Regions from separate parts of the Mus musculus genome. Here regions 1 and 3 are each linked to region 2. Evidence: chromatin loops called from intact Hi-C (ENCODE). Cell type or tissue: left cerebral cortex. All regions are shown on one strand. Links, peaks and the distances in the headings refer to the core of each region. The heading gives the core; the rest is flanking DNA.

Region 1 (11,226 bases), core at 1,449-6,448, 610 kb after region 2:
TTCATGCTTTTCCCAAGGTCCTAATCATCCAGACAAAACAATGACTACAGCCAATGTATCAGTGAACAATCACAAATCTGGCCAAACAAAGTGTGTGACCATATTCACTAACAAAAGGTATGCCTACTTTGAAGATTTTTCTTTGTTGGTGTGTATCAGAGTTGTTCCCAAAAGTGGTTGAAATGCTACAATGTCCACTTCTGTGTGATGCCATATAATGTACAGGGCCATCAGCAGGTGGGTCTCTATTCTTTTCCTAAGTGGATAAAGCTTATCATATGAGGGAATAGGTGTATGCTCATCACTAGAAGTCATTGTAGTGGAAGAAGAGATCATAGAAATTTGGGCAACTTCTTCATATAATTTACATGTAACCTGCTAGGGCCTTTTTATGTCTATACTGCTACCATTTGATAATGGATTGTTTCTGTTCATGTCCTACATTATGATTTGACATGCCATATAACAACAGTTCATTATTGGAAGCTAAGATCACATGTTACCTTGGTGGTCCATTGTCAAACATTCAGAATCCACTAAAGTCTAATAGTAGGTCAATAGGACTGGACAAGAACTGTTTTACAAAGGATATGGAATGTCCTTAGATGATGGTAGAGCCTTGCTCCAAAATCCCAAAGTTCGCTGCAGTGATTCACCTACTGGACCCTGTGAATGGCTCTAAACATTGTCTCTGTCTTCCAGTACAACTTCAAGCCACTTCTGGTCTGTTGGCTTCACTTCAAGTTTCCACTCAAAACTATAGATTTCTGAGTTACTTGATATATGTGCTAGAATAATAAATCCAAGTGAGGAATGTGCTGTCTCCAGAATCCAAATAGTCTCCCAAAATGTTCTAATTCTTTCTTTTTGGTAGAAGCAGCCAGATTCAATAATGTATCTTTTACTTTAGAATAAAGGTATCTGTGTGGCCCATACCACTGGACTTTTAAATATTTTGCTGAGGGAGAAAACCTTTGAATTTTAGTTAGATTTATTTCCCATCTTTTGATGGACATATGTATTACCAATTAGTCTAAAATGGTTAGAAGCTCCTGTTCACTTGGTTTAATCACTATAACATTGTCATAAAGTTAAATAACATGGTTAAAATCCCTTTGAACTATATTATGGCACAAGGCTAGATAGTTGATCTATCATTGAGATAAAACTGTAAAGGGATACTGGTAGCCTTTTCCATTGAATGTAAATCACTTCTGGTGGTCTTTATGATCAGCTACTGATAAAAAGACATTTGCTAGGTCAATAACTGCACTATTTTTACCAAGAGATGTATTAATCTGTTCAAGTAAGGACATTAAGTTTCATAAAGCTGTTGCTGTTGGAATCATTACTTGATTAAGTTTTTGAGAATCAACAGTTATTCTTCATGATCCATCTGTCTTCTGCACTGGCCAGATAAGAGAATTAAAGGGAAATATATTGGGAACTACCACCCCTGCATATTTCAAGTTCTTGATAGTAGTGCTAATTTTAAAAATTCCTCCAAAACATCTCTCTGATATTGTTTTTTTGATCAATTTTTTTCTCCCTGGAGTAGGCAACTCTAGAATTTTCCATTTAGCCTTTGAAAACATAAGATTCTCTGTTTCACAAGTCAGTTATAATTAGTTTGTGTATTATGCCAACTTCTAAGTATATCTACCCTAAATATATGTTGGACAGCAGACATGGGGTAATAAAGAGTGTAGGAGAGAACCCCTGTCCTGCCAGAGTTCCAATGCTGGGGCAGGAAGATGCGAAGGACTGCTGCATGCTTCCCACGTGGCCCCAGTAGGTGTCTGGCTGTGTGAAGCTACGGACTCAGTCCTGGAGGGGTGGGCACGGTTAATTTGAGGTCTCTGGGCTTCATGGAAGGCAGATATAACAGGTTCTCAATCTCTGACATCCCAGACACTTCTGTATGTCATGGAAGAGCTGAGAACAAAGTGAAGACTATGGGGGGGGGGGGGGTGCTGCTCATTCATGCCTGGGGCCAAAGAGAGGAGAGGGTAGGGGGAGAGGAGTTAGTGGGTGGTTCCCATCCAGGCAAGAGTCCTTGTTCCAGTCTATGGTTGGAGCTCAGGAAGGCCTTCGGGGGAGAGGTTAGATGCAGCTCTTTAGGGGAAAGCCTATTCCATCATTCAAGCACAGTGGCCTTGATGAACAGAGACAGTCTATGATTTTAGAACTTTATTGTAGAAAGGCAGAGAGAAAGAAGGTAAAAGAAAGAGAGGGGCCAGCCATGGCCAACTGGAGAGAAGGAGGGAAGGGAGGGTGAAAAGGAGAGCTAGAGATGAGAGTAAGGGAGGTGAGAGCTTAAGAGAGAGAGGAGGGGCCAAGCAGCTCCTTTTATAGTGGGCTGGGCTACCTTGCAGTTGCAGTGTAGCTGTCTGGAGGAGCATACCTGGCTATTGTCAGGTAACTGTGAGGGTGGAGTCTAGCTAGAACACCAGGAGCTTGGGTCTTTGTCTGGATGACTGATAGTCACAGATTTATGGAGTTGGGGGCTCTGTGGTGTCTGGCATCTGTCTCTGAGAATGTGGTTTACTGTTCTGTCCCTTGTAGAGTTTTCTACTGGGTCTGTGGAGCAAATATCACTAAACCAAAACAGGCTACCTTTCACGGTCCCACAAATATATATGCTGGTACTAGCGAAATAAACACAAAATGAGTTCAGGGAACCAAAAAAAAAATTACTTGAATTAGATAAGCCTGTATTTTAAATGGAGAGTCACAATATTTCTTAGAGTCTCCTGGAATTAAGATCAATTCAGATCTAATATATAACAGAACCTGGAGAGTGTGATTGTTTCCTTCCCCAAGTATAGTTACACTTACAAAAGACCATAGTTCCCTCTGGACAAAGACTGGAGAAACTTTAACAGTAAAAATCTTAGGCATTCTATCAAGTACTTCCTCAGGGGAGTTTGTCTGTATTCAAGGAGTTCTGGATCTTCAAACTATCTCAAGTCTGGAAATTAATTCACTGGCTGAGTTTGCCTTTTGCCATGATCCACTGTAGCTTTTCCTTCATTTTTTTTTTCTGGTTATACAGATGAAACAGACATGCAGTAAACTTCTTATATATTTGATGCCTGGAAAGACTATGACTGATTAGCCAATACCAAATATCCATATGACTTATACCACTTATACAAGTCACTTTGCCTACGCCACCCCTTATGGGTTAGACCATCATGGATGTTTCCTTGTCTATGCATCCAACTCTAATAATTAGGTTTGGTGATTCAGTGCTACCTGTGTTATGATATGTCAGGGCTCAGATTAACCTACTACATTTAATTCATCCAACAAAGCACCAATAGCTTCAACTTTAAGATCTGGCATACAGGAGAAAACAAAGCTCTTTAAATCCTACTGTATAGGGTTTGTTTTGTACTGAGTACCCACTCTAGTACTGTAATTTCCTTAAACCATATAATCTCTTCTTCAACACTAAGACAATGGATATTAGGAATCTCCAACTCCTTTTTTGGTTGGCCATATTTTGACAAATGCTTCAGAAAACCACTAAAACAAACTTTTTGATATTGTTTTGATTTATGTAACCTTTGATATTTAACATGGTTTAACTTAGAACTCCCTTACTGGGCCAATATCATTAAACTCATCCTGATTCAATTTTATATTCTTTCAGTCCTTATGGTACATGATTAAAATCTATCTTCATATACATTCCCCCAAATTCTGCATAACTGAGTTAACAAGCCAATTTAGGTGTTTAAATAATGTAGTGTATCTTTCATCTAGGAGCCTGGTTTACATTAAGTACAATTATGTGTGTAGAAGCAACTATTGGTGGGGTCTTAGGGACAGTAGTACCTCTTTTCCTGGTAATTTCTTCAGAGAAAGTCACTGCTTGTTTAGCAGACAATGAAAAATTTCCTCACTTTGAGGCAGAAAGGGCAATATTTCTGGGGGTGGAGGTGTGAGTACATCTTCTGCTGAGAGTGGAGAGACAGCCCCCTCAGGTTATATAAGCCCTTGAAAATGCTTACAGTTCTCAGCTTCAATAGCATCATCCTACACATACCCATTTCAAGTCACAGGATCCAATTCTTTTCCAATCAACGTCCTTACTTGAACTGAGTAGACCTTTTGTGATTAAGACTTGCATTTTAGCTGTAATTCAGTTAACCTTATAATGAGGGCTTCAACTAAATTTTACACATGATCTCTGGAATTGTGAGAGACAAGATTCTCTTATAAAGTATACTTAGAAACCATTAGAATATTTCTTTTTTTATTTTATTTCTTTTTAATTGTTTCTTAGATATTTTCTTCATTTACATTTCATATTTATCTGAAAATCCCCCTATACCCTCTCCCCCAACCAGCTCCCAAAACTACCCACTCCTGCTCCCTGGCCCTGGCATTCCCCTGTACTGGGGCATATGATCTTCCCAAGATCAAAGGCCTCTCTTCCCATTGATGACTATCTAGGCCATCCTCTGCTACATATGCAACTAGAGACAGAGCTATAAGGGGTACTGGTTAGTTCATATTGTTGATACTCCTATAGGCTGGCAGACCCTTTAACTCCTTGGGTACTTTCTCTACCTCTTTCAATAGAAGATTTGTGTTTCATCCCATACATGACTGTGGCATCCACTTCTGTATTTGCGAGGCACTGGCATAGCCTCACAAGAGAGAGCTATATCAGGGTCCTGTCAGCAAAATCTTTTGCAGCTGCAATAGTGTCTCGGTTTGGTGCTTGTATATGGGATGTATCGCCAGGTGGGGTAGTCACTGAATGGTCCTTTCTTCTGCCTCAGCTCTGAACTTTGTCTCTGTAACTCTTTCCATGGGTGTTTTATTCCCCATTCTAAGAAGGAGCAATGCATCCACACTTTTGTCTTCCTTCTTCTTGAGTTTCATGTGTTTTACAAATTGTATCTTGGATATTCTAAGTTTCTGATATTTATCCACTTATAAGTGAGGGCTAAACCCTATTTAAAAATGGGGAACAGAGCTAAACAAAGAATTCTTAACTGGGGAATACCAAATGTCTGAGAATCAACTGAAAAAAGTTTAACATCCTTAATTGTCAGGGAAATGCAAATGAAAACAACCCTGAGATTCCACCTCACACCAGTCAGAATGGCTAAGATCAAAAATGCAGGTAACAGCAGATGCTGGCAAGGATGTGGAGAAAGAGGAACTCTCCTTCATTGCTACTTAAATTGCAAGATGGCACAACCACTCTGGAAATCAGCCTGGCAGTTTCTCAGAAAATTGGACATAGCACTACCTGAAGATCCAGCAATTCCTCTCCTGGGCATATACCCAGAAGATGTTCCAACTGGTAATAAGGACACATGCTCCACTATGTTCATAGCAGCCTTATTTATCATAGCCAGTATCTGGAAAAAACCCAGATGTCCCTCAACAGAGAAATGCTCATAGAAAATGTGGTACATTTACACAATGGAATACTACTCAGCAGTTAAAAACAATTAATTCATGAAATTCTTAGGCACATGGATGCATCTGGAGGATATCATCCTGAGTGAGGTAACCCAATTACAAAAGAACACACATTATACTATTTCTACACATTTGAAGTTGGTCAGTTTTATCACAGAGTTCATTTTTGTCCTTTACCATATTCTGAGATGCTAGAAATTTTTATATTCATCACAAAGATGAATATAATGAAGATGATTCTCTCTGTGTGTCACTTTATATATAGATGCAAAATAGCTCATATCATGGCCTTTCATTATTCTCTGGGCTTCTATGAGAGGCTTTATTGACTATAAAACTACTATTAACTACTTTAGAAGCTTCAGTAACTATAGGTGTTTGCATAGTATAGTGCATATTTCATTTACTTAAAAGCATCATCCTTGTACTTCTATTGCTTTAGAAGCACTTCTTGTATGAAAATCTGTAATAACATAGAAGAATATATATGTCTATATATCTATATCAATATCTATATTTATGTGTGTATACGTGTGTGAGATATTCAAGAATCTAGTAGTTGTTCAGTCCACGAGGCTGGACATCTCAATCTTCAATATATACTGAATTCCAAAAATATAGGCTCTAATGCCAGTGAAGGAATAGAATTGCCAGTGAGTGTAAGCAGGCAAGAAGCAATATTCCTTCTTCTATGTCTTTTATATACACTACCACCAGAAAGTATGGCACAGATAAAATGTAAATCTTTCTTCCTCAAAAATTTTGATCAAAAGTGAGTCTTTCCATGTCAAAAGATTTAATTAAGAAAATAAAAATAAATAATAATTAAAGCCTCACAGATATACCCACCTGCTTGGGATTTAGTTAATTCTAAATATAGTCAAATGACAAAGCAAGACTATCCATTAATATTATCGTTATGTTTCACCACTTAGTGGTTATGTGTATAGCAATCTACTATGCAAACACTATTGTATATGTCAGAAAGATTTTGCTGAAAGGATCCTGATATAGCTGTCTTGTGTGAGGCTATGCCAGTGACTGTCAAATACAGAAGTGGATGATCACAGTCTTCATTTATATGTAAAAAAAAATAAATAAAACTTCCTAATATAAAAATAAAAAACCTAGGTGACAGCAGATGCTGTCCTTCAACAGAGGAATGGATACAGAAAATGTGGTACATTTACACAATGAAATACTACTCAGCTATTAAAAACAATGACTTCATGAAATTCTTAGGCAAATTGATGGAACTAGAAAATATCATCTTGAGTGAGGTAACTCAGTCACAAAAGAACACTCATGAACATGAAAGAACAAGGTATGCACTCACTGATAAGTGGGTATTAGACCAAGAACTCATAATACCCAAGATACAATTTACAGATGATGTGAAGCTCAAGAAGAAGGATTATTTTAAGAATCAGAATAAGTATGCATATTTGTTAGTGCAGACAGCCAGTTCAAAATGTTAATTAGAATATGTTGACCTATGCAATATTTTCAACGGCTTGTTATTTGTTTAAAATTTGTAGCTTGTAGTCTATTCATGTATTTATTATTTCACCTTTATAGGATGAAGGTATCTAGGTATGCTATCAAAAATTATGAATTGTGTTGCCAAAACAGAGTTACTCAATTTCTAGAGAGATAAAAAAGTATTCCTTCTTGACCAAGAGATAAGGCAGGGCCCTCAATGTAGCATTTTGCTAAGAATAAGAATGAAGTTTAATGTTAGAGCACTTTTATGATACGTACAAGTTCCTGGTAAAACTCTCCCTGGTGAAATTTAAAGAAAAACAAAACAAGAAGGGCAATAAATGCTAAAATGTGACATGTCCAAATTATTCACTGTATATAGAAATGAACTGACAACAGTTTTGCTCTATAAAGTACAACCAAGTGTGTCAGGTGATCTTAAGATAATTACCTTCTTAGTTACTTAATGGACATATAGAATAAAATCTCTCAAATTGTGGTTATTTTTCTCCATTTCTTAACTGCAAATTTGAATGTCTGAACCTCAGATAATTGTTGGTATTGAACAAAAAAGATAAAAATTTATGCCTCATGTCTCCTTTTATCCAACAGTATAAGAAGTGAAAATTGTTTTTACTACCACTGATAGGTTTTAAAATAAGTCCCAAAAGAAAACCTTTTTAAATGTGTGTGTACTTTACTCATCTGATTTTTGGCCTATATAATGAAAGGTATTGTAAGTTTAATCAGAAGTTGATTTAATTACAGCTGAATTTACTTTACTGAGACAAGTCAGCCTAGTCCAAGTAACTGTTCATAATCATTTATCAGAAAAATGTTCGTATCTCTATACAAATCTACAAAAATCAAGGGCAGAAATTTGTTTGCAATGCAGTGTTTTAGAGCTATGAAAATGTGTCAACATTCTGTTAGGAAGAGATTGACAGTAACAAACATAATGATATGCCTCATAATATTAAAAGAGTCAACTATATAATGATATATATTGATAAATTCATAAAAATTGGAATAGCTAAACAAGAAATAATGTAATGTTTTTTTCTCATTTATTGATATAACAAAATACATTGAGTTATGTAAGGAGCAAGGGGCATATTTTAGCTTCAGTTTGAGGTTACATTCCATGGTGATAAGAAAATCAAGTCATGATACATTGGAAGCAGTTATTCAAATTAGTTCAATTCATAAGAAAAGAATAAAGATTTAATGCATAGTAATGTTCAGACTAGTTTCTACTCCAATTACATATTTGTGATACCTCTCACAGTGAAGAAAGTTATTTCTATATCAATCAATGTAATCAAGAAAATCCCTTCAAGACATCCACAGTGTCTTATTTCCCAGGTGACTATAGATTTTGCCAAGTGGGAAATTAACACTAGTCGTTACAAGGAAGATATTTTTTGAAAAGGCAGAGATTTATATAACATTAAGCCAATGTGCAAACAAAAGATTAATCTGTTGGGTGTAGTGATGATGGTAGGGCAAATGGAGTTATTTCCAAATGATTGGAATGATATTTGTCTGAAAATGGATTCTGTAGAGTTGTATTCTATTTTGTTTAACAATATCAAGTGATAATTAGAAATAGCAAATAGAGGCATATAGATAAATATAAACTCTAGGGAACTGGACAAAGTGTTATTCACTTGTAATAACCATACTCAACTAAATTAATAAAGAGAATGGAGGATCAGTTTGGTCTGCTAGGAAGACCCTGTCTCAAAAGTGAAGTAAAATGAATAAACAAATGAGTAAATAAATTTAAAAAATTTTACAGGACATTTCAATCACTTATCTGTAAAATCTTGAGTTAGTCTGACAGATAAACATGCTAGATCATGGGATGTAGTGATCACTCAACAATTTAGAGCAGTGGTTGTTCCTCCAGAGGACTCCAAGAGACCACATGGCAGATCACAACTGTTTGTAATGAAAGACCCACAACGTGAGGACTCCCCCACGTTCTGACTCAGGAGAGGTGACACCCCAAAATCACCCACAAGAAACGGGTCTTGCTGCAAATTGCAAGAAGATTTTTATTCAAGAGCGCTCTTGGGCCCATGGTCATACACCACGCAGGGGTAGAGGACCGTGGCGCCCGGAGTAGCTGGGTAAGGGGGTATTTAAAGGATGAAATCACAACTTAAGGAAGTGGGGAGGGCGTTGTTGGAAGATACCAAAGATACCAGTTAAGAGTCACAAGGAAGTGTAAAGTTACAAGAGTCACAAGGAATACCTGGCAATTGTTAACTCTCAAGACAGCTTCTAAGAGCCCCTAACAATAGCACATTTGCATTGCAGGTTCTGGGTGACTTTCTTTGAATGAGCACTCTTTGAACCCAGGAAGCGGGTGGATGGAGGAATGTCACTATTTGTTTTATGATTAACATACCTTTACAAAGGCCACATTCCCAAGCCTGGGCCTAAAGGCCTAGAATTCTGTTTTTAAGTTGTTATACTTTCAGTAACTCCTGGCTCAGAGTATCTGATTCCTTCATTCAGATATAAAAGTAGGCAAAACACAATTTACCAAAATAAAATAAATCATTACAAAGTAATCTAGATTATATCAACAGTTTTCAGATAGTGGAATGGTATTCAAGAAAGAATATGAGAGATATATACATGTTATATATTTATTAGTAGATTGTTTTGTATTATCTTTTTTAATTATTATTCTTATTTACAAGGATTTCTGGTATAGGTTGACTTTCATTTACTCTGTAGGTTATAAGGGGTTTAAGTGTGATTATAGTTGAAAGAGAAAAAAATAAACTGATGCTTTTTTTATAAACAGTTTATATTTTCCCATCTTAGGAAAGCCAATACATCTTGCATACATAAAAACTCACACATCTGTGATGAAAAATATAAAGGTGTTTTGTATTATGAAAGTTCAAATATATTTACTGTAAGGCCTATACTAGTTATTTATTTGGTATATTTCACTCAACTTAGCAAAAAAGAATGAAGAGCAAACAAAACAAAACAAGCACATACATATAAAGTTCTTTCCAGTTAACATTTCTGAAGAGATTAGAAAGCCAGAGGCAAAATAAAGAAATACCTTATATTTCTGTTAAAATCATCCCAGAGTATGTTAGTTTGTCTTGAAATTTGTTTTTGTGCTATATCTATCTTGTGCACTTACATAATCAGTGACATTTCTCACTGCTACTGGCCATCTTGTTGGAAAAATTGGATAAATATCAAAAGTCAAATTGATATAATACTTATCACAGTCATCTTATTATTCATAAAATATTAAGAACTATATTTGGTTACATCAAGGAAAATGATAGAAACAGATACTTTGGATAAACTTTGCATAATAAATATCAAGTTCTAGAAATCTATTTTTTTAAATGTACACTAATTTACATATGTGGCAGCTAGGCAAGTACTCAGTGGCAAATTCTAATTGTAGCATGATGATAGAAAGTGATAGAGACATTAATTTCTTTTAAAAATACAACAAATACAATTAGGAAATAGTTACTTTCATTGTAAAGAAATTGTTTAACAGAAATATTTTAATAAAATATATTTTCCCTTTCTCAGCACAAAAAAATACATCATTTTGTAGAAGACATTTATTTCTAGATTTTACTTACAGAATTTTTAAATAGATTTTTAGACATATTATAATTCTTCAACTTATACCAGAGCAATTAAGAAATAGAGTTTTCAAAAGTACATTGAAGACATTTAGGAAATCAAGACAGAAATCTATACTGTTAAGGCACTCTTAGCCCAGAATAGAGAAGTATTCCATGGTCCAGCCACACTGAGAGCAATCAGCTGGTATTGACTAGAAATAGACATTGAACTAAAAAGTTTGGTCTAGAGATAATTCTGGTGATTTAACCACTTGTATGTGCTGACTTCATGTGTAGTAATACATAATGTAGGCTCAGTAATTGCAAAACTTAATGAGCATCTGGGGAAAACAGTCTTAAGTCACTAGATTCTTCAGTTAAATGCTTAAAGATAAAGTTCAATTAAATGCTTAAAGATAAAGGAGACTACTGCTTATTAATCTTTATTTTAGAATCCAGAGCACTGAAAGAAACAAATAAGATATAGAATGAGATTACTGGTAGGAAAAAAGTATTATATGATATTTGTGAGGTTAAAAAAAAACATTTTATTGCATACTCACATATGAAGTGATTTTCAAAGCTGTAAATTCCATGGTTCAGGATGATTGTGCATCTCCGTGTTTTCAGAGGGTTTTCATTTTTAACCCAGTAGAACTCTAAACAACTCAAA
Region 2 (11,226 bases), core at 2,264-7,263:
ATTATTCTCTTAAAATCATTATGGACAAAATAAAATTTATTGAACTTTTGATGTAACAATTTTCTACATTTGAAATGTGGAATGAAATGAAAGCTTATCAATGTAAAATTTATCACCAGATACTTCTCCATTAAAGAGTAGCTACTTAAAACACTCTCCTCTGATTAAAATACCTGAATTTAATTCCATGTCCAACAGGCTAAAAGTCTTTCATGATGCAAGCTCACAGGTATACTTTATTCAGTTGCTTATATATTAATATTATTATACTATATAAATATAACATATAGTATGAGAGATGGAAAATAAATGTAAAGCAGAAAAATATGTTAAGTGGAATCTGGGCCAGTTAAGTTTACAACTTGCTTTATAAAAAATTGTTAGCACAGGGCTGTTTATGTTACACAGCAGTATTTCTATTAAATGAAAAACATGCCAAATCAATAAGTTATCAAGATCCTAGAATTACCGGAGTATTCAAATAAGACATAAGGAATGTAAATGCACTATACTCAGATGCTTTTGAATGTTAAAGTTTTATATGTAAGATACCTGAAATTTATTTTCTGAAGGAATCAAATTTCTATATTGGCACATTCATTTTTTCCAGCAGACTTCTCATGATCAGTGTTCACATTATGCATATTGTTGTCATGAATGTAAATGATAACTTAAAGCCACAAATATTTGATAAAATAACTAAAGCATATTTACATGTAATGGAAAAAAATACAATCAATATTCCACATTTTGATTTTCATCAAATAAACAAAGACCATGAAATAACATTAATCTCATGGTTCTATTATAAATGTACGGTATAATTCCCATGTTACAAGTCATTTAAAGATGACCACTTATTTATTAGAAACAATTACCAAGAATAACACTGAAACATAACAGTTCCATACATAAAATGTACTTGTTTTCTAATAAAAAAATTCCCTTGCCATTTTCTACATCCATAAACAACCTAAAATATAAATGAATGAAGGACAAGAGGAAGGAAGCACAGAAGAAAAGCAGGGAAGATTGTAGTGTAAGCTTAAGGACACATAATTTCTTGTATCAGTGCTCAACCACTTTCTATATTTTGTCATGCTGCAAATGGCTAGAAAAATAATTTATTAGTAATAGCCACTCTTTATGCTTATTAACAAAACAAAATAAGATATAGTAAAAACATAAAACAAATCCCTGATTGTGTAAGGACTCAAAACAAAACATATTTCTAGTAAGTATTCACTTCCATTTTCATCAGACACTCCTAAACCCTCCATAGAATGGTTTTATGGGAAAGATCAAAGCCTAGTTTCAAAAGCAGAAAATATTTTGGACCTATCACTGATCCTAAATACATTTTATTTCAAATAAAAGCTTCAATTCTGTTTCCATCCCATTAAAGAAAGTAAAAATTTTAACCATTTCAGTTGCAAAGTCATTCAACAGTAGTCCAAAATATGTAATCCAAACTTACATAAAGGTCCACTGAACTTTCTTTATGAATGAAGAACAAGATACCTATTTCCCAAACACAAAATTTACATCTAGCCTAAGAATATATTTTTGAAGAATTTTCTTTTACCTTCTATGCACTGACAAGTTTAAGTGTGCCACAATCATAATTATGATTATCATTTAGGATTAATAAATATACTTACTTTTCACAATAATAGTCTATATCCAATTTATATAAGCATTTTCTCCATATTTCAGATAATTATGCATTCATGTTTATTGTCCAATAAAATTTCTGAGTAACTTTTAAAGTAGTTCATGAAACTATTTGATGCATTTCATTCTATTATTTTAGAGTATTTAATTGACCTTATTGTCTCAGGTGCTATATGCTAATGGAACTGTAATTAAGAAAATGTGCCAGTTTTTAAAACATAGTACTATAAATTAGGTAGGGTAAAAGGTTAGTGTGGTTGCAAATTCTAAATAATATTGTGAGTACTGTTTTATGACATATAGGCATCATCACCAAAAAGCACCGCTTGGAATTAAAACTAAAGTTATTTCCCTCTTCTCAACTATGTTGCTCTGTAGTATTTCATCAAATCACATACTTCTTATTCATTTTTGTTATTTCCCCCTTAATTTTTTCTAACTCTACCCCAGAAACCAACAATAGCAGGCACAGTGATTCACAGTTCTGCCTTTTTCCTTCTCCAGAAATACAGGCAAAGAAATGTGCTTTGTTGTTTGTTTGTTTGTTTGTTTTATTTTTTGTTATTTTGCTGCTTGCTATTTGGTATGTTTCCAAGGGCAAGAGGAAGGATCCCAGCAGGTGAAACTTCATGCTTAAAGGAGAGCTTAACAGATGCTTGTATTTACAGCTTTAAAGACCGACCCTGTTTTACAAGTGCTTGCATATTAGGCCAGGATCTCAAGTACCCCAAGATTTATGACAAATGAAATAAACTTCCTGCAAGGGAAGGGGGCATGGAAGGCTTTGAGACTTTTCATTGTGCTTCTTTATTTTGCTGATTTTCAATTCATGGTGTTCTGCTCCAGACTTACTTAGCCCTCTGACATTTTCCTTCAGCACAGCTATAAATAGGGGGGAAAACTTCATTCTGGAATTAGCTCCACACTCCCTTGCACAGACTAGACATCTTCTCACAACTTAGCATCTCTTCCTTCTCCTTTCCCTAACGCTATAAGCTATGTTTCTTTAAAAATCAATCTAGTCATGCTTTGCTGTTAAATTTTTTAAACAAGTTACCATCTCACATCAAAATTGATATCTGGTGTCTTCCTCGATTAAATACATTATGAAAAGCCGGAAGAAAACAACCCCCCTGAAATGTATTTAGCCCACAAAGAAAACTTATTTTCTGTTTTCCCTGGAGAGCAGCACTCCCTCCTCCTTCAGATGCGCCCTGCTGGATTCTCCGCCCTCTCCTCGCGCGAGGGCAGGATGACTGTCCCTACTCTGCTTGTCTCCACATAACTTTCCTCTACCATGTGCCAACTTCCAGGGCACAGCCTTTGTGGAGAGTAGCAAAGAATCATGTATAGCCCCCACATTAGAAAGCAAGACAGCAGGGGTCCTACCAGCGCGGCTCTTGATGACGTTGGTGAATCTGTCCCCCGCAGCATCGTCCTGGGTCTCTTCCAGACCTCTTTGCTGAGCCATATCCACACATTAAGTGTCCCGGAATTCCCCACCCCCGCCCCAAACTTTGAAGGCGGGTGTTTTCCTGTGGTCTGCTGGACGCTCTCAGAAGGTAGCTTGCTGGGTATCTGGTTTGTCCATCTGAGGGAGGATTTTCCTCCTCCCCAATCCCTCAGCCACAGATATAGGGATGCAGGAGGAGCAGGGAGTTCGGTTGGAAAACACAGAAACACAGACACCTTGGCGTGGGTTGGTTGAAAGAGGACTCTGTCAAAATGCCCAGCCCATCCTTAGAGAGGAGGAAACAGGTGCTTTCCCCACCTCCTGGATCTAAAATAGAGTGAGTGAGGCCTGGAAGGTGAAAGCTGAGGAGGGACCTGGTGGTCAATAAATCCACAAGCAAGTTGGAGACTTGCTTTTCCACCGCTGCGCAGAATCAATGCAAAAACAGGAGCAATTAGGAAGCTGCTTGCCAAAAGCAGCACATGAGGCCATGAATGATTTAACATTGCCACTAAGATGACTGCACTGGGGAGAGGAGTCACTCACTTTCACTATCTGGGTCATTCACATGTGTGTACCCCATTTCTTATACTGACCTCAGTACATTGGCCAGGCATAGATAAATTAGGCAGAGGGTAATTAATATTCTTACACGATTTCACCAAAGCTCCACACTCTTCCTTCAGTGTGTATATTCACTCTGACTGCCTCCTCCATCACTTCCTCCCACTACTGATTCTAGAATTAGATTGGACTATAAACAGCTCATATGACTTTATTTTCTAAAAAATTTCAAAAGTGGCTCTTCTTTGGTTAGTATCCCAATTCTTTTCTCTCCTCACCTGACACAAACAACTTATCATAAACTCTCATTTTCATTCCTGTAACCCTATTCCTATATATCGTCTATTGAAGAGAACATTATGTGAAATGCTTAGCAAGGGAGTCAGAAACAACTGATTTTCTTGTCCTCTATATTTTCATTAAGATTGCAACACAGTTTGGATAATCTGGGGAAGTTTACAGTGTTCCACCCAGTTGTCCTGGCCTCTTACCTGGGCATCAGCATTTGCACAAGATGCAAGGTGATTTCAATGGGCAGCAATCCCCATAATAGTGCCTTAGATTACAAATAGTTTTCAGAGCTCCTTATGTTGTCCTTTTTTATTTCAGTGGATACTTGAACAAAACATTCATAGTTACAGCTAAACTCAGTATACTCTCAGAAATAAGAGTTATCATAGGCAAGCAGGCCTGGTAGTTTAGTCCTTTAATCTTAAGTACTTAAGCATTTGGGGGAAGATTGATATAGGACAATAGGAATTTCAAAGGCTGTCTGTGCTACAGAATTCAAGATCCATTTGGGCAACTTAGAATTTGTCTCAAAATAAAACAGTGGTACAATGCTTGCCCAGCATTTGAGAGCCCGTAGATTCAATCACTAGTACAATAAATTAAAACAAAAAATATGATATATTAGATTGCATATTATTAAATTAATCTAATCAGAATAATCTGTGTAAAATTCTACTAACATAAGAACAGGTTAAAGTTGCATTTAAACCTATTTTTGGAATGTTTTATAAAACAAGAAAGTATAGCTAAATATAATATGTAAAAAGTTAAGATGTATGTAAAATGTCTATACTATTTGGATACTTGAGTATAGCATCTCTACAGCTACACAAGAGGAAACATTTTAAAAGTGAGCCTCTGAACTGCCTAGACTTCTAAAGACTGAGAGACTAGGTAGCTGGAAATATTGCTCATTATTTTATTCTATTAAAATCATCTTCAAAGTTAGTTTGAAATCTTCCTGAAAACTGGCTGGCACAAATGATCAAGGAGCAGAAAAGAAACTGCTACAATCTCTCTTATTCTGAGTTCACACTGATCTATTTATTTCAACAAATATAAAAGATCAACTCCCTAATAATTCCTGTTCAAAAACCTTGGAGGTTAGGGAGGTTATAAAACTACTTCTCTGCCACTGAGCCAGTTATATCCTGATAACTTCTTGAATGGTCCATAGAAATTTTAAATATTGTTCATTTTCCTGAGCTAATATTTTCCATGGTCACCTGGGGGACTTAGCACTGAATGCATTTTCAACTAGGAAGAAAAAAGACCTTTAAACTATATCACATCAAAGAATTCTAGATTAGTAGCTGAAGCAATTTATATCATACAGTATCCAACATGAAAATGAACATAATATAAATAACCAAAACACCATGTTAATTCTGAATGAAAATTTGTCTCTATAATTTCTGAAACATAGCACACATACATTAAATTAAAACTATGACTCTCATAAACTTCCATGTAGTTTCCTTTAGCAAAAAAGAGGAACAGCAATTTTGATGTATGTTTTAAGTACTGTCATCAATTTATATAGAGACATCCATTGATTGAATGGAAGGATGTTCATGAATCAACAGGGCTATTTGTTAGTTTTCTTTTGGAGATAATGTAGAAAACAAAGTTGAAAATATATGTATTTTAGGGATGCAGAGAAAGCGTTTTTCCCTAAAAGACTAGAAATATAGCGTATATTTTTAGATTATGATCATAGGCTCTGCAAATTTTCTAAGAAATGTTTCAACACAATCAAGGGTAATTTGAATCACAGCATTTCCTTATTCTTTCTACATTTATTTTTTAGGGGTGTCAAATTTTTGACTACTAGAATGGTCTAAATTTAGGCATTCTCATTGTGTGTGTCCTCAGGCTGGGTGAGCTCTAGGGTAAAAGGAAATGTTTTTTTGGTATTGAGCATCTACTATATAATCTATAAGATTAAAGTTGAAATCTGAAACTTTTTTGTTCCTAACCATCTGAAAGGCTATCGTGTTACTTGGTGCTCAAGATTATTACCCCTAAAGTGAGTATTGTAATAAAATCGATTTTAGAAATCCTGTTTGCACCCCATGATTTCAATCCGAGGGGTCTAGAAGAGGAAGAAGACTACACTTCTCCAATGAGTAATTTCTGTGTTCAGGAATAAACACTAGTTTCTTTGCTCATTTGGGGCTCCTAAAATTAATAATTTAAACTTAAGGTTTTACAAAAAAAAAACTAGTGTATATCTTTATGTAACATATTAGACTGACCTTTGATTTGATATTATGGACTTTAGAAAAGAGATGTCTTATAAATAAATCTCAGCAACTCCCAAACAACTAAATAACTGCTCAGTTAACACAGGCAAGGCTGTGAATCTAAAATTTGTGAAAAAAGCCCATCTGATAACATTTACAGATTTACAACACCTATTGTAATTGGGTAATAAGTAATTTATTCAAGTATTTAAAGATATTTAGTTATTTGTAGTACTCAGCCCCTATGATTAGTGCTACCTAGGGCTACCTTTCAATCTTTCCTTTCTACCTCCCTCCTCAGCTTCTGAACCTGACCTCTTCTTCCTGATCCAGTTAGTCAGACAAAGAGATGATGAATCAGACAATAAGAGATGAACATGCCTAAAGCCTAGAACTATCTGGATGCTGTCTTTCAGGGTCTATTGGAGAAGAGTTATATGGACAATGAATGTCTGGTTGAAGAAGCTAGGAAGACTTCCTCAGATACCTGCAAGAACTACTCCATAGCTTCCACTGGCAAAACACTATCCGCCCTCTTGCCACTAAAAGGAAGAGTAGGAAGATGGATGATAGACTGGTTGAGGAGGAGTCCTCCTAAATCCAATACATATGTGATCAATATGTTTGATCACTGTGGCTTCCTGTCCCAGTACAGTGAGACCACACCATTATGCTCTATCTTTTGTTCATAGATGTACCACAACCCTTCAGGGCAAGAGTATGAGTGCTCACCCAACTCACCACTGCACACTCCCTGATCTTCCTGAGAATGAGGAGAGTTTAGAGGCCCCCAACAAGAAAGGTGGTGATGTATATAGCCTACTTTCCCTGGGCCACTTGAAGGTTCCCACTAACCCAACATTCCATCCCTAGTTCAGTCTGAGACCCAGGGTACCCCCGAGGATGAGCCCTCTAACCCTTAACCTTTTCTTTCCATACTTATCTATTGCAACATGCAGTGCTGGAAATGCATATGCCAGAGGTAGAGGGAGGTATCTCACCTGAACCAGATTCTGTAGTCAGAAAACATGAAGGTACTGCAGAAGTTATAGGAGGGGCACTGATGGTCCAAGTTCCCCACCACAACGAAACCTGCCCCAAACCCATAAAAAGTTAAATTAAACATAGCGTCTTCGTCTTCCTACTCTATCTCCTCAGAAACACTCCCATGCACTAGTTTGAGTAAGATCTCCTGTCTTTTAAGTTCATGGCATCTAATTATTTAATTATTCATGTAACATATATGTGTGTGTGAATAAATATGCATAATAATTGTATATGTGTGCATATGTGTGTAGTTAATGTTGCTAAGCCTTTTCAGTGTCATTTATATGCATAATTTTAGAGCTGACTTATAACTGAATAAGCATTTAGGGGGAGTTATCTCTGGGGAAAATTAATTCTCCATCTCACAATAGTCGTTAATTTCCTGTAATTCCTTATTCAGGGTAGAGGTTTCATGTAATTTACCCCATCTATATAGACAAGTCTGTTGACGTTGTTTAGGCCTTAGGTAAGCAGATATATTATTAAGATTTCATAGGTGCCACTTCCCTGTGCCTCTTAAAGCAGAATTCCTGTTCCTCTGATACTTGTCAGTCTTTCTATCCCCTCTTCCTCAATGTTCACTGAGTCTTAGGTTTGGTAGTTTTACTATCAGTGTATCAAACAGAGATGAGTACTCCTCGGTCCCTTTTTCTTTGCATTTTGACTAGCTATATTTTTCTGTGAGTAGCTATATCTGTTGGTTTTTAAGATTCTTTGATAAAAGATAAGAGATATATTTATTTGTGGGATAAAGATAAGTATTCAGAATGCAGTTAGAAACTGTCTGTTTTAGGAAATCAGTAATAGGTTCTTTTCTAAGATCTGTGACTTCATTAGCCCAGGGTACTTACCTAAGTTTCTGTACTGGGCATGATTTCAATCCTGTTGAATGGATTTAAGCCCAACTAGACAATGTTTGGTTGCTACCAAGAGATGAGTGTCATTCATTATTGCACCATTATGGATATCTTGCCATGCTGGTGGTTATTGTGGTTCATATGCATCAGAGTTAGGATAGACTATTCACTTTTCCCTCTCTTGCATGCTTGTAGAACAACTTAGAGATTTGTGAAAACTACTCCTCATGGAGAACACTTTGGGTCAGATCAAGCTCATTTCTTCCCAGATTTGTGTCCAAAGTGCACAGTGTCTTCAGTAATAAGGACTTACCTTGAACTTCCTTCTGGGAAGCAATGAAGAAAGGCAGCAATAATTTATACAGTTTTGTGAGCCCACCGACAAACAACTGCAGGAGGTAATTTTCATGTTTGATTAGTGAGGATTACTTAGATAGTCTATACCTTTGGAAGAAATATTGGTTACCCCAACTGGTGGTAATTCATTTAAAGAGCATACATACACAGACACACACAGATAGGTGGGTGGGATACAAGCACACATGCATGCACATATGCAGATATTCACACTTACATGTCATTTAGGTAAATATAAAATAATGATTCCTATATCTTTTTTTAAAAAAAGTGTTTTATGCAACTCCTCCTCATTTATTATTCTTCTTCCTTACTCTACAACTAATACCCATCCCCGTTTTCTATATTTCTTTCTTTTAGTAACATTAAATCCAAAATTTAAATGTTGCACTGAAAACTAGCATCAGTGCTATCATTGGAACAAATCCCTAGTCAAGAATTTGAGATCATGAAACTTATTTAGCAGGTCATAGAGAGATATAGAGCTGTTTGACCTCTCCTTCACCCCAAACCAGAGGAATCTTATATAATTGAGGCTATGAAAAGAATTCTGATTTGGCAAGTGAGACTAAATTTGGGGGGAAATGGTAATGGTTGGACATCTGTGTATGTAAAATAATTGAATTGATTTAGCTGCCTGTAGGTATACAGAATATAATATCTTGATTTAGTTGCCTGTAGGTATATAGAATATAATATCTTAGTTTGAATTACTTCAGTTTGGGGGCCATATTAACTATGCTGAGTTTTTGATCATGTAGAGATTGACCACTTGATCACAAATCAAAATATATGTATGTATTTCTAAAAGATGCATGCTGAGTTATAACATCTCATGTACAATTTTGGACTTTTTTCAGTATCCCTTTCTTAATGTAACCTTTCGTAAGGTATAATCATGTGTATATATTACATATAGAGATAATAACTAGATGGCAATTCATTATAAACTGTATTATAAATTACTCTCAAATTATTTCATCATTCCTCATATATTTGATGAGTAAATTAAATTTTGAAATTCATAGCAGTATTTTGCTACATAATAAACTATCTTGAAATGTAGAAATTTAATAACGATATCTTTCTTTCTTAGATGTGAAAATTTGACTTAGATTTCACATGGCTCACTTATTTTTTCCCATGGTTTACTATGGTGAAATCCTGAAAGGAGATATATAATATTGACACTGGATATTAGTTGTTTGTTTTACAGTATTTATGAAAATAAGACTTTTATTTAGCATTTAAGTTTACTTGTCTGACCTCCTCAAATGTAGTTCTTCAGGTCCAAGGTAAGGATGAATTAAAAGAAAGAAGAAATTCTATGTCTCTATGAAATATCAAAGCCAGGGAGACACTAAATGTCATATCAGCCACATTCAAATCTGATACTGTTATAAAAATAGCCCTACGAAAGAACCTGTAAGGGATGAAGTGTTTATTTGTCTTATAATTTCAGGTAACAGTTTAACTTTGTAGAAGAGGCAAAGAAGAAATTTGAAGCACCAAATCACCTAAACAGTCAAGGGAAAAGAAAAAAATATAATCCTGCTCAGCTCACACTCTTATACATTTCAGAATACTAACACAGAATACTGTGAGCAACAGTGGGTTGAGTCTTCCCATATCAATTAAAGTAATTATGGCAATGTACCACAGATATGCATACAAGACCAAACAAATCTAGACCATCCCTTATTGGAACTCTCTCCTCAAATACTTCTAGATTGTGTTACGTTTATATCTAAAACTTACAATCACAGAATTCTAGGAGAGAATTTAGTATACAATTTTTAGAGTAATGACATTAAATTTATATATTTACTTTTCAGTCATAGATAACAACACATTTACTTTCCAATGAACCAAAAATAGTGCACAATAAATATTTTTTTAAAAAAAAATCCTCTAGAAGATAATACAAAGATGAGAATTTTTCATTCAATTTTTCTCTTTAAAAAGCATATTATGGTTCAAATTTGTAAGGTATTATTGAATGGTCTGGGGAAATCCTATGGAACTTAAAAGCAAAGTTTTTTTTTTCTTATTAAAGATGCCATGATTTAGAAGATAGCAGTAGAGAGTACAGTGAATCTAAATTTATGAACTCAGTAGCAATGCGGAGCTCAGGATTTTAAGCATTTAAACCATGTACTACTACTCATAAAAATCCAGTAGACTAGATAAAGTGTTGACTGGTACATATCAAATAAACTTTAATGATTTTTGTCATTTTTATTGTTGCTTTGAGACAGACTTTTGTGCAACCCAGGCTGTGTTCAAACTCAGTGAGGAAGACTTTGAACTCTCTTGTTCTACTGTCTTGGCCTCCTCCTAAGTGCTGTTATTACCACAAAGATAATGCTATACCTAGCAGTAAATCGAGTTAATTATCATCACACAAAGATTGAAGTATCAGTTTTATTTTTTTTTATTGTGAGTTTGTTAAAGTTTGAGTGGAAACTTAATTGTCAAACCTTGCTATTGATTTGCCATTTGCTAAAAAGTTCTTCACAAATACATTCAACATGATGATAACAAAATGATGATGATAATGGTATCTGTGTACATGTGTTCTACTTAAGGCTGAGAATTCTGCAGTTTCTTCTCTGAACCACAGCCACTTATGGGTCTCTGTGTTAAGTGGAAATGGAAACTCTTTAAATGAAGGTTAGGATGTATTGATTTGTGGTTATAATAATTACTTCTTAAGGGTCAGTTACTCCTTTCAAAG
Region 3 (11,226 bases), core at 6,190-11,189, 600 kb after region 2:
CAATATATACAAAGATCTCATGATGTTACACTCTGAAGAACCAAATAACCCTATTAAAAATTCGATACAGAGCAAACCAAAAACCAAAAACCAAAAACCAAAAACCAAAAACCAAAAACCAAAAACCAAAAACCAAAAACCAAAAACCAAAAACCAAAAACCAAAAACCAAAAACCAAAAACCAAAACACAAAACACAAAACACAAAACACAAAACACAAAAAAACAAAAAACAAAAAACAAAAAACAAAAAACAAAAAACAAAACACAAAACACAAAACACAAAACACAAAACACAAAACACAAAACACAAAACACAAAACACAAAACACAAAACACAAAACACAAAACACAAAACACAAAACAAAACAAAACAAAAAACCCAAACAAACAAACAAACAAACAAACCCACTTTCAACTGAGTTTTCACATGGCTCTGATAAAGGGTTAATATTCAATATATACAAAGATCTCATGATGTTACACTCTGAAGAACCAAATACCAAATAACCCTATTAAAAATTCAATACAGAGCAAAAAAAAAAAAAAAAAAAAAAACAATCTTACACGCGTTCTCGCAACCGGCCAGGAGAGACGCAACAAACCGGAATCTTCTGTGGCAAAAGCTTTATTGCTTACATCTTCAGGAGCAAGAGAGCAAGAGCAAGAGAGAGAATGGCAAAACCCTGTCCCTTTTAAGGAGAATTTTCCTCCGCCTAGGACGTGTCACTCCCTGATTGGCTGCAGCCCATCAGCCTAGACATCACGGGGAAGGCAGAGCACATGGAGTGGAGAACTACCCTTGGCACATGCGCAGATTATTTGTATACCACTTAGAACACAGGATGTCAGCGCCATCTTGTAAAGGCGAATGTGAGGGCGGCTCCCCACAAAACAAAACACTCTCAACTGAGAGTTTTCACATGGCTCAGTAACACTTAAAGAAATGTCCAACATCCTTAGTCACCAGGGAAATTCAAATCCAAACAACCCTGAGATTCCACCTCACACCAGTCAGAATGGCTAAGATAAAAAATTCAGGTAAGAGCAGATGCTGGTGAGAATGTGGAGAAGAGAAACTCTCCTGAATTAGGGGTGGAATTGAAAACTAGTACAATCACTCTGGAAATCAGTCTTGTGCTTCCACAAAAAAAAAAAAAAATAGAATTAATTGTACCCGAAATCCCAGCTATATCATTACTGGGCATTAACCCAAAACATTCTCCAACATATAACTATGTCATATGAACCACTATGTTAATAACAGCCTCATTTATAATATCTAGAAGTTGGAAACAACCCAGATGTCCCTCAATAGAAGAATGACTAGACAAAATGTGGTACATTTACACAATGGAGTACTACCCCACTATTAAAAGCAATGAAATTCACAGGCAAGTGGATGGAACTAGAAAATATAAACCTGAGTGAGGTAACCCAGTCACATAAGAACACACGTGGTATGTACTTACTGATAAGTGGATATTGGGCAAAAAGTTTGGAATATCCAAGATAGAAAGCATAGATCATACGCAGCTCAAGAAGAAGGACAATCAAATGTGGATGCCTCAGTACTACTTAAAACCAGGAACAAAATAATTACAGGAGATAGAGGGATGGAGATGCCTGGGAGGAAAAAAGGAGGAGAAGGGAAAAGGGGGAGGCATGATCAGTTGTGGGAGTAGATGTGGGGAGTAGGGAGAGATGTATGGAGTGTCAAGAAATTGAATGGAGCTGTAGAGAGGTAGGGGGATGGTGTCTTAGTCAGGGTTTCTATTCCTGTACAAACATCATGACCAAGAAGCAAGTTGGGGAGGAAGGGGTTTATTCGGCTTACTTTTCCATACTGCTGTTGATCACCAAAGGATGCAGGACTGGAACTCAAGCAGGTCAGGAAGCAGGAGCTGATGCAGAGGTCATGGAGGGATGTTCTTTACTGGCTTGCTTCCCCTGGCTTGCTCAGCCTGCTCTCTTATAGAACCAAGACTACCAGCCCAGAGATGGTCCCACCCACAAGGGGCCTTTCCCCCTTGATCACTAATTGAGAAAATGCCTTACAGTTGGATCTCATGGAGGCATTTCCTCAACTGAAGCTCCTTTCTCTGTGATAACTCCAGCTGTGTCAAGTTGACACAAAACTAGCCAGTATAATTGACCCCTTGTCAACTTGACACACAAAAACATCACTAGTAAGCCTCAACCCTTACAATCTTATTCATCCCCAAGATCTAAATAACTTTAAAAGTCCCACAGCCTTTACATATTCTTAAAATTTCAATCTCTTAAAATATCCATCTTTTTTAAAATCCAAAGTCTCTTAACTGTGGGCTCCACTAAAGCAGTTTCTTCCTTCAAGAGGGAAAATATCAGGGCACAGTCACAATCAAAAGCAAAAGTCAATCTCCAACTGTCCAATGTCTGGGATCCAACTCACGATCTTCTGGGCTCCTCCAAGGGCTTGGGTCACTTCTCCAGCCATGCCCTTTGTAGCACACACATCATCCTCTAGGCTCCAGATGCCTGTACCCCACTGCTGCTGTTGCTCTTGGTGGTCATCTCATGGTACTGGCATCTCCAAAACACTGCATGACCCCTTCAGTCCTGGGCCTTCAATTGCAACTGAGGCTGCACCTTCACCAATGGCCTTCCATGGCCTCTCATAGTACCGAGCCTCAGCTACTTTGCGTGACCCCTTCATGCCTTCAAAACCAGTACCACCTGGGTGACCCTTACATATTACCAAGTCCCGCTGCAGCAGGAGTACAACCTTGACCATCTCTGAAACACAGCCTCTTTATGCTTTCACAAAACACTTCCCAGAAGACGTCACCTCAATGATGCTGGTCACCGCTAATTTCTTAGCTCCAGCTAACCAGCATCAATAGTCCCAGTAATGCAAAGTTTTTGCTTTGGCAGTTCTGGTATCTTGTTAATCACAGCTGATTCTTCAGCCCCAGCTAACCAGAACTACAGAATCTTCACAATCAAAACAGCAATGGCCCTGAAAAGAGTCTTTAATTTTCCCTCTGAAATTTCACAAACCAGAGCTCCATCTTCTGCGGTGTTCTCAACATTATCTTCCAAGCTCCTACACAACATCTGACAGAGCTCTTAACAATGGATGGATCTTCAAGCCCAAAGTTCCAAAGTCCTTCCACAGTCCTCCCCAAAACATGGTCAGACTGTCACAGGAATACCCCACTCTGCTGGTACCAATTTGTCTTAGTCAGGGTTTCTATTCCTGTACAAACATCATGACCAAGAAGCAAGTTGGGGAGGAAGGGGTTTATTCGGCTTACTTTTCCATACTGCTGTTGATCACCAAAGGATGCAGGACTGGAACTCAAGCAGGTCAGAAAGCAGGAGCTGATGCAGAGGCCATGGAGGGATGCTCTTTACTGGCTTGCTTCTCCTGGCTTACTCAGCCTGCTCTCTTATAAAACCCAAGACTACCAGCCCAGAGATGGTCCCACCCACAAGGGGCCTTTCCCCCTTGATCACTAATTGAGAAAATGCCTTACAGTTGGATCTCATGGAGGCATTTCCTCAACTGAAGCTCCTTTCTCTGTGATAACTCCAGCTGTGTCAAGTTGACACAAAACTAGCCAGTACAGATGGGTAACTGGGTGTATCCACTAGAAAGTTCCAGATACCAGGAAATCAAGATGTCCAACGGACCAAACACAAATGATATTAGCATAAATACCCAACAAAGGGTAAATAGAACCAGTAGAGACCAGATCCAGAAGATAGGCACTGACCCTGGTTGAGGGTTGGGGCCACCTACCCATCTAAATAAAAATCCAGAATTGTTCCTTTCCAAAGGAGTTACCGGGACAAAACTTGGAGCAGAGACTGAAGGAAAGATTATCCAGAGACTGCCTCACATACGGATCCACACCATGTGCATACACCAAACTCAGACACTATTGCTGATTCCAAGAAGTAATCACTGACAGGAGCCTGGTATAGCTGTCACCTGAGAGACTCTGCCAGCACCAGACCAATACAGATGCAGGTGCATGTAGCCAACCATTGGGCTGAGCACAAACATCCCAATGGAAGAGTTAGGAGAATTACTAAAGTGCCGAAGTTGGTTACAACACCATAGGAAGAACAACAATATCAACGAACTGGAATCCACATAGCTCCCAGGGACTAAACTACCAACCAAAGGTTACACATGGAGGGACACTTGGTTCCAGTTTCATGTGTAGCAGAGGATTGCCTTATCTGGAATCAATGGGAGGAGACCCCTCGGTCCTGTGAGGCTCGATGCCCCAGCATATGGTGATACTTGAACATTGAGGAGAGAGTGGGTGGGTGGTCAGGTGGGGGAGCACTCTCATAGAGACAGGGGGAGGCTAGAAGGGACAAGGGCTTACAGAGGGAAATTGGGAAAGGGACAACATTTGAAATGTAATGAAAAAATAACCAATAAAAAAGTAAATGTCCTTGTTAAAAGAGACTCACAGATACAGGTCAATAAAAAAAAATCTTCCATCATTTATATTTTTCTTGTGATGCTTTTATCTGGAATGACTCAGGCACAATTACATTACTGGCACTAGTGAATCTCAGTAACATAATAAGTTCAGTAACATTTTGTAGAGTTATACATATTTTAGATTAATTGTAAGACTATAGTTTGGAATAGTATGTATCTACAATTAGAAACTCAAGCTTTAGCCGGGCATAGTGGTGCACACCTTTAATCCCAGCACTCGGGAGGCAGAGGCAGGCGGATTTCTGAGTTCGAGGCCAGCCTGGTCTACAAAGTGAGTTCCAGGACAGCCAGGGATACACAGAGAAACCCTGTCTCGAAAAAACAAACAAACAAACAAACAAACAAAAAACCAACAACAGCAGCAACAACAACAACAAAAAAAACCCAAACAAACAAATAAAACAAAAACAACAACAACAACAACAACAACAACAACAAAAAAAAAACCCTCAAGCTTTGAAGGAAGAGAGTGTATGTTCTCATAGAAAGGAACAGTTATTAGGATGCTTGAATGTTGCTTCTATCACCGATCAGCAGAAAAGAGCCATGACACAGCTTTCTTCTTAAAGCAGTTTATTCAGGAACATTCAACATGCAACCAGGAATCTTTCTCTAGCCCCCAATCGCAATCCTTTATATAACCCCTCAACCACGCCCCAATCAGCCCAGTCCATGTAATCTCAGTTCATTGGCCTTTGTCAAATGGCCTGATCTTGTGTCATGGTGTGCCTGTGCAGCTCTCACAATGGACGTGGCATATTTTCAGGTGTATGAGGAAGTCAGGTGCAAGTCATAAGACTTGGCTGCAGTCCTGGGCGCCATCTTGGGACTACCGCCACACCTGCTCACCACACTTGATATCTCATGTGAATGGAAAACTCTTTGTTTATTATAGTTGTAATTATCACTGTATCTATAGCCACATCAATCTTCACTTTGATTATAGGCACAGCAGCCATGTTAGAGTAAGGGGAACAGTTAATAAGGCAAAGATATATACTTCCTTATTAACATTTATGGATAACTTCTTCCTTTAGGTAATTTGATATTTAATAAAATATGAATATAAAGTTATAATCGTCTTTTCTTCCTATCTCCTTGAAAAATGTTAAAATATAAAGTTGTAAACTTAGTTGGCCTAAGGGATAAAACAATCCTTAAATTTTAAAAAGATAAAGTTTAAAAATAATTTTTATTTTTGTTGTAGGGGTGCTTTTTTTGCATGTATATGTGTGAACACTGTGTATGCTTTATAGTTGAAATAGGCAATAAGAAAGTATCTGATCTTTTGTGATTGGAGTTACAGAGAATTATTTATAACCATGTGTCTGTTGGGAATCAAACCCAGGTCCTGTGGAAGACCATCCAATGCTCTTAAGTTTTTAGCCACCTTTCTAGACTTACAAAAAATAATTCATATCATAGTCAGAAAATATAGGATGTAATGAATTAAATTGTGACTTAGCATAAACAATGACAATTTAAAAATAAGGTTTTAATTATGAAAATGTAAGAATAATATACATTATTCTAGTTATATACTCCCTGTTTATATTTATCTTTGAAAAACTTATAGTGAAAATTATGATAATCTTAATGAAAAATGAAAAAATGGGATTAAAATATATATATGTTAGTGTAAAAAAATGAACTGAGAATAAATTATACTGTTTTAAGGTTTTTTTAATATAAAAATGCAAACAATATGTAGTTTTGTCATTATTATTTATAAAATTCATTATGAATGACATTTTAATCTTAAAACATTGTATCTTCTTCCAGATGGTATCTGCCTGCTCCTCTCTGCACTATAAATAGGAGAAAATAAATAATGTGGGATTCATGGGAGGGTGGGGTGAGATGAACTATTCATAGGCTTATGTCTGCATATGTGCAGACTGTGACATGACTGAGTCAATAATTCCATCTTCAAAATCTGCTCTGCAAGCGACAGCTGAACCAATTATATAATAAACTTCACAGAATGGTAATACAGTCAAAATAATCATGTGGGTCACAAGGGTTGCTTGGCAGCTTGTTATGTGAAAATGATCAGCATGAAAAGATGGTGGGCACAATGAAAGAAATTACCTAGAATGAAGATAGAGAAGATAATCAGCGTGGAAATTTCGTGTCTGAATATAAATGCAAAATATAGGCTGTAACTTTTCACAAAAGTTCCAGCCAACTTTGCTTCATCACAGTTTAATCATATCCTCTAAGGGTTTTATGACATACACAACACAATTTCCCAGAAAAAAAATCTGCAAACCTGTAGGTGCAACATTATGAACTAACCAGTACCCCGGAGCTCTTGACTCTAGCTGCATATGTATCAGAAGATGGCCTAGTCGTCCATCACTGGAAAGAGATGCCCATTGGACAGGCAAACTTTATATGCCCCAGTACAGGGGAACGCCAGGGCCAAAAAATGGGAATGGGTGGGTAGGGGAGTGGGGGGGGGAGGGTGTGGGGGACCTTTGGGATAGCATTGGAAATGTAAATGAGGAAAATACGTAATAAAAAAATTTGCGAAAAACATAGACCCTCTTAAATAAAGATTGATCACTTCATTATCCATTTAAATCATTAGAAAGCATTCCATTTTTTCTTTCTATCATCACAACCCATCTGCGTGTACATTTAATATTTTTAATTTTAGTCATGCCTTATTGAAGAAAACTAGTCTAATAATAACATAATCCTAGGCTTCCTTTTAAAATTTCAAATTTCTTTATTGCTTTATGACATTTAAATTTTCAAATTTAATTTTCAAAGCCCCCTTTGAAATGTTAACCTGTCTTTTCCTTTATTTCATCCATTTGAAAATTCAGTGCACTTTGTTGCTACAAAATTTATACACAAGAAAAATACACTGGATGCATGTATGAATTTAGCAAAAATTTAAGGTATCTTAAGGAAAAGCAAATTGTGTCATTAAAGAAATCTCTGAGACTGTTTTCTTTGAAGGAAAACATGTGGTAGGTGTCCTTTTATTGTTGTGTTCCACAATAGATTTTGTTATGTTTATCTATTATACTTTTGGATTACGATGTAGATTTTAGATATTCAAATAATAAAATGAATGACATTTTGGTGGTAATAAGAATTGAGCCTAGAGACTCAGCCCAGACAAATTCTATGAGTTCTCATCTTTAGCTTGATTCAAATACTAGTTTTATTACATTATTTTGCAATATACATCGAATATTTAAATAAGTGAAAAGCTAAACACAATTATCCGAATTAATACCAATGTAACACTGTCTTCAAAGTAAAAGAAAGGACAAACATTTTTAGCTTTTTGTGGTATAATGAAGCCTTTTAATTCTAGAATACAAATTTAGAAATGATGTTAATAATTCCTTGAGTCTTTTGAACTGTGACTATCTATATAATGCAGTGAGGGCAAACGTTGACATTGGAAACCTCTCAAAATGTAAAGTATGTTATTTAATCATTATTTTCATTGTTCTTACTAGCATTTTAGGATTGCATTCTCATAATGACATTTCTCCCTTTCCTTTCCTACCTATAAGTACTCCTACATACATCTCCCAGATTGCATTCAAAATCTATGAATATATATATATATTCCCAAATATAGCCTCTTGAATACATATATTACTTGAATGTTCTATTAAGGACTGACCATTTGGCACTGGGCAAACAATTGGTATGCATTTCCTTATAAAAAGACATCTCTCCCATTCCTAGCCTCATTCAGTTGCCTTTGTATAGTTTTGAGGATTTTTAGCCTTTTCCTTTTTTAGTTCCATATGCTTGTTCAGATCATTCTTGCTTATTTCCAACCTAAGTGACTTAGAGTCACTTAGAAAACACAGCTGTGTATCTGGAAGAGCATTTTCAAAGAGGTTTAACTGAGAAAGGAAGCCTCATGCTGAATGTGGCTGGCTCTGTCCTATGATCTGAGGTACAAACTGAATAAGAAGGTAGAAATGTGGAAACTACATAAGCATCAATATCAATCTCTCTGCTTCTTCTCTGCAGGCAGGATAATGCCAACTGTCTCATGCTCCTGCTACAATGCTGTTAATACAAAATAAAATGTGTTTGTTCTTAAACTATGAAACAGAATAAGTCCTTCTGCCCTTCACTGATACTGTCAGGTATTTTCTCACAACAATGAGAAAAGTACTACATGAGTAAAGGTATTATGTAACCTGATATAGAACCATAAAATATAAAACAGTACTTCTCAAAATAAATATTTCAACTTCCTGTGGAAATTAATTTTAATTACTACTCAATTAGAGTTAAGAGGGTAATATTTTTCTTCTCTATTCATTGTGACTATTTTCCTGTAAATTAATATAATGTATCAACTAATAACTAAAGAGTAAAACCAAATAAATGGGGAAATTATATAGTAACAAACTATTAGATTTTATTTTAAAAAGTACTTTCTCAGATTTCTCCATTTTAATTGTGCTGAAATATCAACTTTCAGCTTAATGATAGTCATATAAAATCTTATCTCTAATTAGATAATTGTATATACAATTTTAGAAGAGAAATCAAATGTAAATTATACCCCTGAGAGTACTTTAAATGGCCTCAGATCACTAGCAATACTATATATATATGAATTTACAAGATTATAATATCCTGATATTGTGACAAATTTCTGTACAACAGAGAAAGTTATACCAACTGCTTAGAGTTACACAAAAAATCAGGAGATTATTGGTACCTTTTTCCTGTTATAATTTGTACAGATAATATGTGTTCCCTTAAATACATAATTAACATTTTAGGAAAAACTGTGTTTAAAGTATAAATCAGAATACCACATCATGAGTCAGATTCAATAATTTTATAAAAAACCTTGAACGTATTTTTCTCAATATATTTGTCAGATGGATTTCTCAAAAAAATTAATCTATTTTATTGCAGCATATGTTCCTTTGGACACATTAAAATATATTTACCTTTGCCTTTGTTGTATGTTTAGTACAATTGTGATAAAAAACAGTATAAACTTATGGATTAAATCTGACAGCTTCTTAAATTTCAATGTCTAACACAGTTATGGATAATGGTTAGATTTTAGGGTTAGACAATGTGATATACAGATGTAACTCCTGCACCTCCTAGGTTCCAGCAGTGGGTTTGTACATTTGAGACAACCATGGGCTATATACTAAAGACTAGTATAGCGAGCAAAGATGTAGATGATCAGTGGAACAAGATAACAATAGTGTTCAAGAAACACTTTCAGAGAGTTTGACCTAGTATACTTACACTGTGAAATGTCCTGTTCCTGAGAAAAGGAACCATTGTTTAATTTAAATAATTGTTGCGTTCTAATAATACTTTATTTCTGAAATATCTTGATTTCATTATGTAGAGAATCTTAAAATATTTTTCCTCTGTATTTATTAATGTAATATTATTTTATAAGTCTTATGTGCTTCTAGTCTTCTAGTGAGTTATACATATTGCTTAAAACTTTAGATTTTTCTGCTTAATCTCCTTTCAGTTTTTTATTAGCTTTCCCCAATTGAATAAAGATTAAAAACAATCACTACGAACACATACCCTTTTATTTGAGGCCATCTTTTCTGTTTTATCCTCAGATTCTGTTGACCCTAATCCCTCTTAATTTAAAACCTTATTTAAAAGTATGATATTGTCATCTGTCTTTCAGTTTACTTAGTCCTACTGTATTTGTTATAAGAATACTTGGTAACCCATACTTCCAGGTAAGTCAGAGTTATCATTATGTATCAATCCTTATAATTTTCTTTGTCAGTTTGAGTTTCAGCAAATATGTTTCTGTATTTATTTCTTTGCAAAGTAGAAATTTTACAAACCATGAAAATTCAGAAAAACATGGCACCAGGTATTACATACACCTATTGGTGTGATGAAACATGACCAGAGCAAGTTGTGTAAGACAGAGTTTAACTCTTCTTAAAGTTTCAAAAGATTAGACTCTATGATGGTGTAACAAAATCATAACCTCAGTTGTTCTAGCAGCAGCTGAGAGCTCATATCTCTTGATCCATTGGCAAGTAAGTAGCAGAGAATGCACTGGAGTACAGTTGGATTTTGAAACTTCAAAGCCCACCCACAGTGACATACCTTCTTCATCAAGACTATACATTGTGATTGTGCATAAACACCTACTGGGGAACCAGTTTTCAAATATATGAGCTTTCAGGTTATGCTCAATCTATCAACCCTACATGTAACAGTTTTATCCCCTCCATTCACTCTCTTTCATACATACAAGTATATAAATACACACACACACACACACACTTTTTTCTTACTTGGATTATAAAAACAGTGTTGCATCTGTGGAACTAGTGGTACTACATGTACCAAATTACGTGACTGACTCACAAAACACATATTAGATAGTTTGAAATTTAACTTGTTCCTAACATCAAAACAGTGAAATTTTCATCCTAAAACATCTGTCTTAACAATTAATAATAGACAGTCATGATGGTAACCATTAATGTAAAGGGTAGAAGATTTTCTTTTAAGTCACTGTTTAAGCTTCTAATGTTCTGAAAATTCAAAAGCTAGTCTAGATAATATTAAACTGTGCAGTGTTTAAAAAAACTCAAAATACAGTTACATTTAGCAGTTTGTGCTTTTTTGACAAATATTTACATAGTCTTGGAAAGAATTAATAATTTTGATAACATCCAAAATCTTCTAGATGATTATAAAGAAATGAGCAGG

The links. A loop is a pair of places that touch in the nucleus more often than their neighbours do. Peaks named below come from ENCODE experiments on the same cell type or tissue, not always from the same donor. Only the 100,000 strongest peaks of a DNase experiment are listed, where the experiment ranks them.
Region 1: it touches region 2 in a loop (3-fold over the local background); 2 of 42 quality-filtered maps call a loop at or near these places.
Region 3: it touches region 2 in a loop (4-fold over the local background); 2 of 42 quality-filtered maps call a loop at or near these places.

Annotation. Positions count from the first base shown.
Region 1 is chrX:81,696,973-81,708,198 of GRCm38, reverse strand. It overlaps the pseudogene LOC115489112. Among named protein-coding and RNA genes, the nearest start is that of 4930595M18Rik, 240 kb to the right of the region's middle. In left cerebral cortex, for the core only: no CTCF peak of the experiment used is centred there; a DNase peak (open chromatin) is centred at 3,955; H3K27ac peaks cover 284 bases.
Region 2 is chrX:82,303,009-82,314,234 of GRCm38, reverse strand. It overlaps the pseudogene Gm18386. Among named protein-coding and RNA genes, the nearest start is that of Gm24706, 93 kb to the left of the region's middle. In left cerebral cortex, for the core only: no CTCF peak of the experiment used is centred there; DNase peaks (open chromatin) are centred at 2,980, 3,231, 3,767, 4,155 and 1 more place; H3K4me3 peaks cover 1,423 bases; H3K27ac peaks cover 1,403 bases.
Region 3 is chrX:81,711,155-81,722,380 of GRCm38, reverse strand. It overlaps the pseudogene LOC115489112. Among named protein-coding and RNA genes, the nearest start is that of 4930595M18Rik, 260 kb to the right of the region's middle. In left cerebral cortex, for the core only: no CTCF peak of the experiment used is centred there; DNase peaks (open chromatin) are centred at 6,525 and 8,348.